Regions from separate parts of the Mus musculus genome. Here all the other regions are linked to region 2. The links are chromatin loops, found by intact Hi-C in ENCODE. Cell type or tissue: heart. All regions are shown on one strand.

Evidence for each region. A loop is a pair of places that touch in the nucleus more often than their neighbours do. Peaks named below come from ENCODE experiments on the same cell type or tissue, not always from the same donor. Only the 100,000 strongest peaks of a DNase experiment are listed, where the experiment ranks them.
Region 1: it touches region 2 in a loop (2.3-fold over the local background); 5 of 42 quality-filtered maps call a loop at or near these places.
Region 3: a loop joins it to region 2, with 2.7 times the contacts of the local background. A loop is called at or near these places in 12 of 42 quality-filtered maps.

The regions. Positions count from the first base shown.
Region 1 is chr11:53,410,667-53,413,166 of GRCm38, forward strand. It overlaps Aff4 (AF4/FMR2 family, member 4), which reads left to right. Exons shown (of 21, transcript NM_033565.2): 19 at 250-293; 20 at 1,170-1,390. Among named protein-coding and RNA genes, the nearest start is that of Mir6920, 2.7 kb to the left of the region's middle. In heart, a CTCF peak has its summit at 1,296 (motif pointing right); no DNase peak of the experiment used is centred here.
Region 2 is chr11:53,465,463-53,467,962 of GRCm38, forward strand. It overlaps Shroom1 (shroom family member 1), which reads left to right. Exons shown (of 8, transcript NM_027917.3): 5 at 34-582; 6 at 662-794; 7 at 916-1,188; 8 at 1,301-2,304. The coding sequence ends at 1,633. Among named protein-coding and RNA genes, the nearest start is that of Shroom1, 9.5 kb to the left of the region's middle. In heart, a CTCF peak has its summit at 1,296 (motif pointing left); a DNase peak (open chromatin) is centred at 1,289; H3K4me3 peaks cover 1,111 bases; H3K27ac peaks cover 889 bases; H3K27me3 peaks cover 1,993 bases.
Region 3 is chr11:53,565,999-53,568,498 of GRCm38, forward strand. It overlaps Kif3a (kinesin family member 3A), which reads left to right and starts at 1,371. Exons shown (of 18, transcript NM_008443.4): 1 at 1,371-1,533. The coding sequence starts at 1,528. It overlaps A430108G06Rik (RIKEN cDNA A430108G06 gene), which reads right to left and starts at 1,315. Exons shown (of 2, transcript NR_168001.1): 1 at 839-1,315. In heart, no CTCF peak of the experiment used is centred here; a DNase peak (open chromatin) is centred at 1,363; H3K4me3 peaks cover 1,484 bases; H3K27ac peaks cover 1,426 bases.

The sequences.
Region 1 (2,500 bases), 55 kb before region 2:
GGGTGCTGGGATCTAAAGGCAGAACCTCTGGAAGAGCAACAGTTGCTCTTAACCACTGAGCCATCTCTACCGTCATGTTACTTTTCTGTGATAGTGTCTCATCTAGTCTAAGCTGACCTCAAACTCCCTATGGAGCCAGTTTTTTCAATAAAGTTCTCAAGATCAACCCTAGCCCAAACACTTTGGAAGATACTGAATGCCTTAAAAGTTATATATATTGCTGTTAAATATTTTTTTTTTCCCATGCAGAATTCTTACAGTAATTCTCAAGCACCTTCACCCGGCTTGGGGAGGTAGGTACAGTTTTGTTCTCTGATATATTTTTGATTAGCTTATTTGTGGATCAGAGTAGAAATGGACAGCAGAATGGTTGCTAATTTTAAAGTATTACAATCTCTAGTAAGGTGTTTTAAACTTTATTTTTTTGATGTTTGGAATTGAATCCAGGGCCTTTGGAGCGCTTTCCTACTACGTTTTGCCTCTAGAAAAGTACTTTCTTTTTAAATTATTCTTTCCAATTTAATAATTTTAAATATAAAGAATTTTAAGAGAGGTTAGAAATGAGATATGTCAACAGCTCAGACATCTGAGTTGGCTTTTGGTTTGGTTTTCTTTCTCTCTCCTCCCATATAAGTTCATAAATGTTCTTATGTTGTCAGGCTTGGTGGCAAGCACCCTTACCCCTGAGCCATCTCACTAGCCCCCCAGTTAAGTTTTTAACAGTACCTTGAGTCTTCTCAGGTTGATTTTCATGTCACTTAGGTTTGTTACAATGGTTTAAACTTCACTCAGACCTTTCATTGCTAGAATACAGTGGCTTGGTTTTGATATATCTTCCATTCCACATTAACCCCTTCTTGCCTACACCCGAAAGGGGAACAAACATCCTGCAAACTTAGATTTACTTTTTCATTTTCTCAGTTCATCTATGGAGTCTTTGTTTTAATGTGAGTTGACAGTCCATCTTATTTTCCCTTGTCTACATACCCAGGGCTGATGTAAAACCCAGAGCCTTTTGCATGGTAACAAGTGCTCTCTCACTGAGCTGTGTCCTTTTTAATTTGTTCTTTTGAGACAGGAGCCCAGGTGACTTCCATTCTACAGTATGCTAATTTCATAGTATTCACTATGTGTGTGTGAATAAGTATCCTGTTTCTCTTTGTGTGTAGCAAAGCTGTTGGGATGCCCTCCCCTGTTTCTCCAAAACTGTCACCAGGCAATTCTGGAAGTTACTCTTCTGGGGGAAGTAGTGCTTCAGCAAGTGGTTCTTCAGTGACCATTCCACAGAAAATCCACCAGATGGCAGCAAGCTATGTCCAGGTTACATCTAACTTCCTCTATGCCACAGAAATTTGGGACCAAGCTGAACAGCTTTCCAAAGAACAAAAAGGTTTGTTGGGCACTGGATAAACTTTGATAATAGAATAGTTAAAAGAAACATTTGTAATTTAGTTAAGTATGTGGAGACCACTTACTTTATTTTGTGGTTTAAAGACAATCATAATCAATTTGCTAATAACATTCTTTGCTTAGCTGCATACTAACTATGACTAGATGTGGTTAAAATTCCCTTGGGCTGTGCATGCCTCCCTGTTAGATTACTTTCACAGCATGCATAAGACCCTGGTTTGACCCCCTAACGTGAAGGATGGGGAACAGATGAACTGATGTGGGGGAAGGGACATAGACAAACGGCTTTTGTGGTAATGCTGACACAAACTAAACTAGAAGTAGTTCTTGGTATAAGACAGATACCTCTCTATTCTGGCATATTGGAAGTAGCTCACGGGGTAGTACCTTGTCTATGATCAACTTTCTGCTGTAGTCTCAAATACACCTTAAACAATATAGCAGTTGGATCTGCAAGATGACTCAGTAGGTAAAGATGCTTACCACAAAGCCTGAGTTCAAGCCTCAGGACCTACTTGGTGGAAGGTGAGAAGAAACTCCACAGTTTTCCTCTGACTCAACACAAGTACACTGTGACACATCCACAGACAGATAAATGTAAGAGAGAGAGAACCATTAAGAAAATAGATGAGTTGGATTTGTTTTATATAGTATTCAAGCAAGGTCTAAATGCTGCATTTTGTAAGTAGCTCTCCCCCTTATTTGGCCATGCCATTGATGTTTGAAGAAACTGAATCATAGACGATATCATTCTGCATATGACCATTTCTTCCTCATGCTGCCATTACACTTGTTATTTTATCTTTCTTAGTTCCTTTCTATTGATTAGATTCAAGTTTAGTATTAGATATAATACTCTAGGTGGTTCATCTTATTAAAATATACCTAGTTACCTAAGGTATTGTGTTAGGATTCTGTTGCTGTGAACAGACACCATGACTGCTGCAACTCTTACTAATGAAACCACTTGATTGGGGCTGGCTTACAGTTCAGAGGTTCAGCAATTTATCATGACAGGAAGCATGGTGGCACACAAGCAGACATGGTGTTGGAGAAGTCGCTGAGAGTGCTACATCTGGCTCTGTAGGCA
Region 2 (2,500 bases):
CCTTTTCTGATTCAGTATCCCGTCTACTTCCAGCACCTCCTACCGGCAGTATGAAAACGACTTAAGCAAAAAAGCTGGTCAGATTGCAGTTTCAGCAGAGAGACCCCTCCATGAGACTCCAGGGATCACGGGTACAGAGGACTGTGGGCAAGCGGTGAACGGCTCTGTGGATCTCTCCAGACCCACAAGCATTCCAGAGACTACAAATGACGACATCCCAACCTTTGACACTAATGGGACCACTGACCCCTCTGCAGCTACAGAGAAAAAACCCCTCAAGCCTCCCCCAGTCGATGTCTTGAGACCTTCAGACTCTGAGACTCCAGGGTCCCCTCACCACACTTCCCTGACTTGGGGCCAGTTTGATTCCAAGACTACTTGGCCTAGTCGGCATTTTGAGGCGCTGGTTCAAGAGCTGGCCAGACTGGATCCCTCTTTGAGCCGTACTCTTGCCGCCCAGCCCGGTCCAGAGCCACCGCAGGGCCTGCTGGATGGGCTTTTTCCTGTCGAAGAGATCCGAAGTGCGATGAGGCCAGCCCTTGAGGAGATGGGAGAGAAGGCTGCTGGCGCATCGGAGGAAGGGTGAGCATTAAGGACTCCTGATTCTGAGTATCTGCAGTCTAAGGCAGAAAGATTCAGAGAACTTTGGCTTTGTCCTCAGGTCTTGTGGACACCACCTCACGCAGGACCTGCAGACTTCCCAAGAGGCATCAAGGTCTGAAAACTCTACCCCCGACCCTGACCAATCAAGTGGCCAGGAATTCCCAGAAGGAAACAGCACCCAGGCCAAGAAAGTGAGTGGGGGAAGGGGTGGGGTGGGTAGGGGGATGGAAGCTGGGTGGGGCCGCGGCTTAGTGTCTGGTTGGAGAAATCCAGACTTGGCCCAGTTTTTGAATACTTAGGCCCTCCCGGTAGGTGGAACTAGCCCGCCTCCTCCAAAAGATGCTGCAGGATCTTCACGCTGAGCAGGAGCGACTGCGGGGGACCGCCGCAGACTGGACCCAACGCAACGGAGCTCTAGAGGCTGCTGTGAGCCAGGCCTGTACACCCCGGGAGCTGGAACGGTTCCGCCGGTTCATGACTGATCTAGAGCGTGTGCTTGGTCTGCTGCTGCTGCTAGGCAGTCGCCTGGTCCGTGTAAACCTCGCCTTGGCTAGGGCGGGCTCAAACAGCGACCCTGATGAGAGGGTAAAATAGGTTGAGGTTGGGGGAAGAGCAGGGTTTGGAGGGGCCTTCCTTCTACCGCCCGGATCATCCGGGAAGCAACGGTGTTCACTGCGCCCTCTCCCGGTGGTTCCAGGCCTCTCTGCTGCAGCGACTCCAACTTCTGCAGCGACAGCAAGAAGAAGCTAAGGAGCTGAAGGAGCACGTGGCTCGGCGGGAGCAAACCCTGCGTCAGGTGTTGGAGCGGGAGCTGCCCGCAGAGCATCTGCGCTCCTATTGTGTGCTGCTGGCCTCCAAGGCCAGGATCCTGTCACAGCAGCGCAGCCTGGACGATCGAATCCGGTTCCTTAAGGACCAACTGGACACTATCTGGAGCGACCTCAGCCATCATCCCCTTTCTCCCAGACTGACCTGGGCCCCAGCAATCCGTCCTCTAAACAAACAACCTTTTCTTGCTACCCTTATCTAGTTACATGTAGCGGAGGTGGGAACATTGTCCCAGGCTCACCCACAACTGGGGCGATGCTTTATAGAGAGCTTTCCCTTGAGGGAGTAGGGAGGAGTCAGACCAGGCCTTCCTAGGACACATCTTCCCACGGTGTTCTCCTGTGACCTTATTCAAGTTTGTAATTCTTTGGGAATTTGTGGGTCGTAAAAACTGCAGTATTCAAAGCCTGGCCTGGTGGTGTAGCTGTACTCCCCGCTATATGGGAAGCTGAAGATTTCAAGTGTAAGGTCTATCCGGGCTACAAAGGGAACTCAAAGCCAGCCTGGACAACTTAGGAGACTCTCCCTCAAAATAAGACGTAAAAAGAGGGCTGCAGGGTTTCGGGTTAGGTATACAGGGTTGGGGGAGGTCTGCCTCCACAAAAGACAGAAAAAAGAAGTCTGCAGGGGTGGGAGTTGGGGATACAGGGTTGGGGGTGTGTGTGTGTGTGAAGAGATGGACCAGCAGTTAAGATCACGTGCTGTTCTGCCAGAGGACCTGGGTTTTATTTCACGCATCTATGGTATATGGCCCACACCCGTCTGTAACTCCAGTTCCAGGGAATCTGACACTCTCTGGTTTGCACACAGGTAATGCACAGACATACATGCAGGCACAACACCCCTAAATAAACAAATAAATATAAAAGTAACTTAAAGAGAGGGCTACAGATAGAGCTGTAGAGTGCTTGCTTGCCATGTGTGAGAGTCTGGGTTCAAGCCCTCATAGAGCGACCACAAAAACAAAGCACAAGCCGGGCGTAGTGGTGCACGCCTTTAATCCCAGCACTTGGGAGGCAGAGGCAGGCAGATCTCTGAGTTCAAGGCCAGCCTGGTCTACAGAGTGAGT
Region 3 (2,500 bases), 100 kb after region 2:
TAAGAAATGGGTATTTTACCTTCTCCTACTCAGCATCTTTGAGAAGTAATACAAAACATGTTTCTAATAGTCAAGACTAACTGTGATGTATTGAAGAGGAAGTTTTGAAAGAAGACTTTTTTTTTCTTTTTTTTTGAGACAGGGCTTCTCTGTGTAACCATGGCTGTCCTGGAACTCACTCTGTCAACCAGGCTGCCCTTAAACTCAGAAATCCGCCTGCCTCTGCCTCCCAAGTGCTGGGATTAAAGGGGTGCGCCACCACTGCCCAGCAAAAGAAGACTTTTTTACAATTAAGTATATGTGTGTCTCTATGAGTGGATATATGCATGTGAGTACAGTTCCCACAGAGACCAAAAGAGGGCATGGGATTCCCCTAGAGCTGCAGTTGTGAATGCCTGACCTGAGTGCTGGGACCCTAACTCCAGCCCTTTGCAAGATCAGTATGCATTCTTAACTGCTGAGCCAGTTCTTCAGACCCAAGATGAACATTTTGAATGTTAACACAGAACACACTTTATAATTACTTGCAACTTAAACTCTCCTATAACTTCCGGGTGTGATGAAGATGCCTTTAATGCCAGCACTCGTGAGTCAAAAGATCTCTGTGAGCTCAAGGTCATCCTGGTCTATCCAGTGAGAAACCCCCCCCCCCAAGACAAACCAAAAACAAAACAAACTCTCCCATAACTGAGAAACCCTAAGCAGTTCTGTTGGGCAAATGGCTATTTAGACGGAGCTTCTCCTTTGAGTTAGGTCTCAAACTCCCAACAAATGGTTGAGGTGCCTTTTTCACATATTAAAGCAGACCTGGATGCTCCCAGCATCCCTCAGTCCCTACCTGTTACAGGGTTGGCTGGCATAGTCCACCCCGTGAACCTTCCGGCCCAGGTGCTGAGCTGCCCTTCTGGGGTCCTTCCCTATATAATCCATCCATTTTGACTCTGCTGGTCATTTTCACTTTTTTTCCCCCTTTACCTTCCTGGCCTGTTGGTCTCCTTGGTCTCCGCTCTCTCCTCATATGGCTGGATCAGGGTCCTGTTCATTCAAACTTTTGGTGCAGACAGATAGTAGAGATAAACAGAACCCAACCCCTGATATTCCTCATAAAATAAGGAGTCATCAGAATCTGGTACGCTATTGTCCACTGTTGTTTTCAATATTTGGGACACTGCCAGCGCCGGAAGCTCCTGGCAGTCTGAGCGGGTCAGATGTCCTGGTGGCCTCAACATGAACCAGCTTTACAGAGCAGAGCGATGGCAGCACCCCGCAGGCGTTGCCCCAGTCTAGCGTCCATGGAGATGGACGCGGAAAGGCCTTGCGCATGCGTACTTCAAGAGCCCAGGACACCCGAGATTGGGCGGGGCGAGCTCAGAGTGCGCCTGCGCACTGCCCTCTGTAGCTGTGTGAGCCGCAGTCTCTGGAGCGCTAAGGTGTTGCGGTCGCCTGTGGCCAGCCTCGCCCCCAAACCCGGTGTTGTTGGGCTGCATCCGGAGTGGGGACGTTGGCGGAGCACCGGACGCGGCCACCATGCCGGTGAGGATGGACAGTCGGCCACGGGGGCTTCGGCTCATCGTGTCGGCCCTGCTCGGGGGCGCGGCCGTTGCCATAGAAGCGCGCGGCGGGCGGGGCAGGGTGGCCAGGCCGGGAGGCCTTGGAGGAGAAGGGCGGTGGGGCGGCGGGGCTGGGGTCCGGACGCATCGGGGGCCGCTCGGGACCCGCCCAGTTGCCCCGGAACGCGTTGCATCTCGCCAGGCCTGCTCTGCCAGACAGAAAAGCACCGCGCGGACAGTGGAGGCTTGGTGGCTGCGCGTGGCCACCATGGTCTTGCGGATGCTCGGAACCCCAGAGTCTACGCTCTGGCCCCCTACTTCCCTGGGTATAAGCTGTCATTCCGAGCGGGCACCTTAGCTTATGGTGCAGAATGTAACCTGTAGGTGTCTTTGTGCGAGTATGCGGTGGCGATTTGGTTACCTCCTAGGATTTCACGGATTGTTATCGTGCCATAATAAGGGGGTGGTTGTAAGTCCCATTGGAGAAGACTTGAGCCATGGTAGATTATATATTGGTTATGGGGCCTTCGATGGTTATTTACAGCGTCTGGGCCCTTAGTTCCTACACATTTAAACTTTCCTTCTTGGGGTTTTTATCAAGGCAAAATAAATTAATGCACAGGACACTTGAAGGACAGGGCTTGACATTTAGCACAAAATGCTCAGTGTTTGTTTATATTTATTGCTTTATTGAATAATGAATATTCAACAAAGATTGCGCACTAGCCGTATATATGTTAACTATGCAGGCGGTAAGGTTGTGCTAGGTGTTTTTAATTCAATTTTTATTTTATGTGTATGAGTGTTTGCATGTATGTATGTATGTGCACCACGTGCCAGGGGAAGGAAGAAGAGTGCATGGAATTATTTGGAACTGAAGTTAAAAGCAGTAGTAAGCTGCCATGTGGGTGCTGGAAACTCAGCCCAGGTCCTCTGTAAGGTCCTCTGTA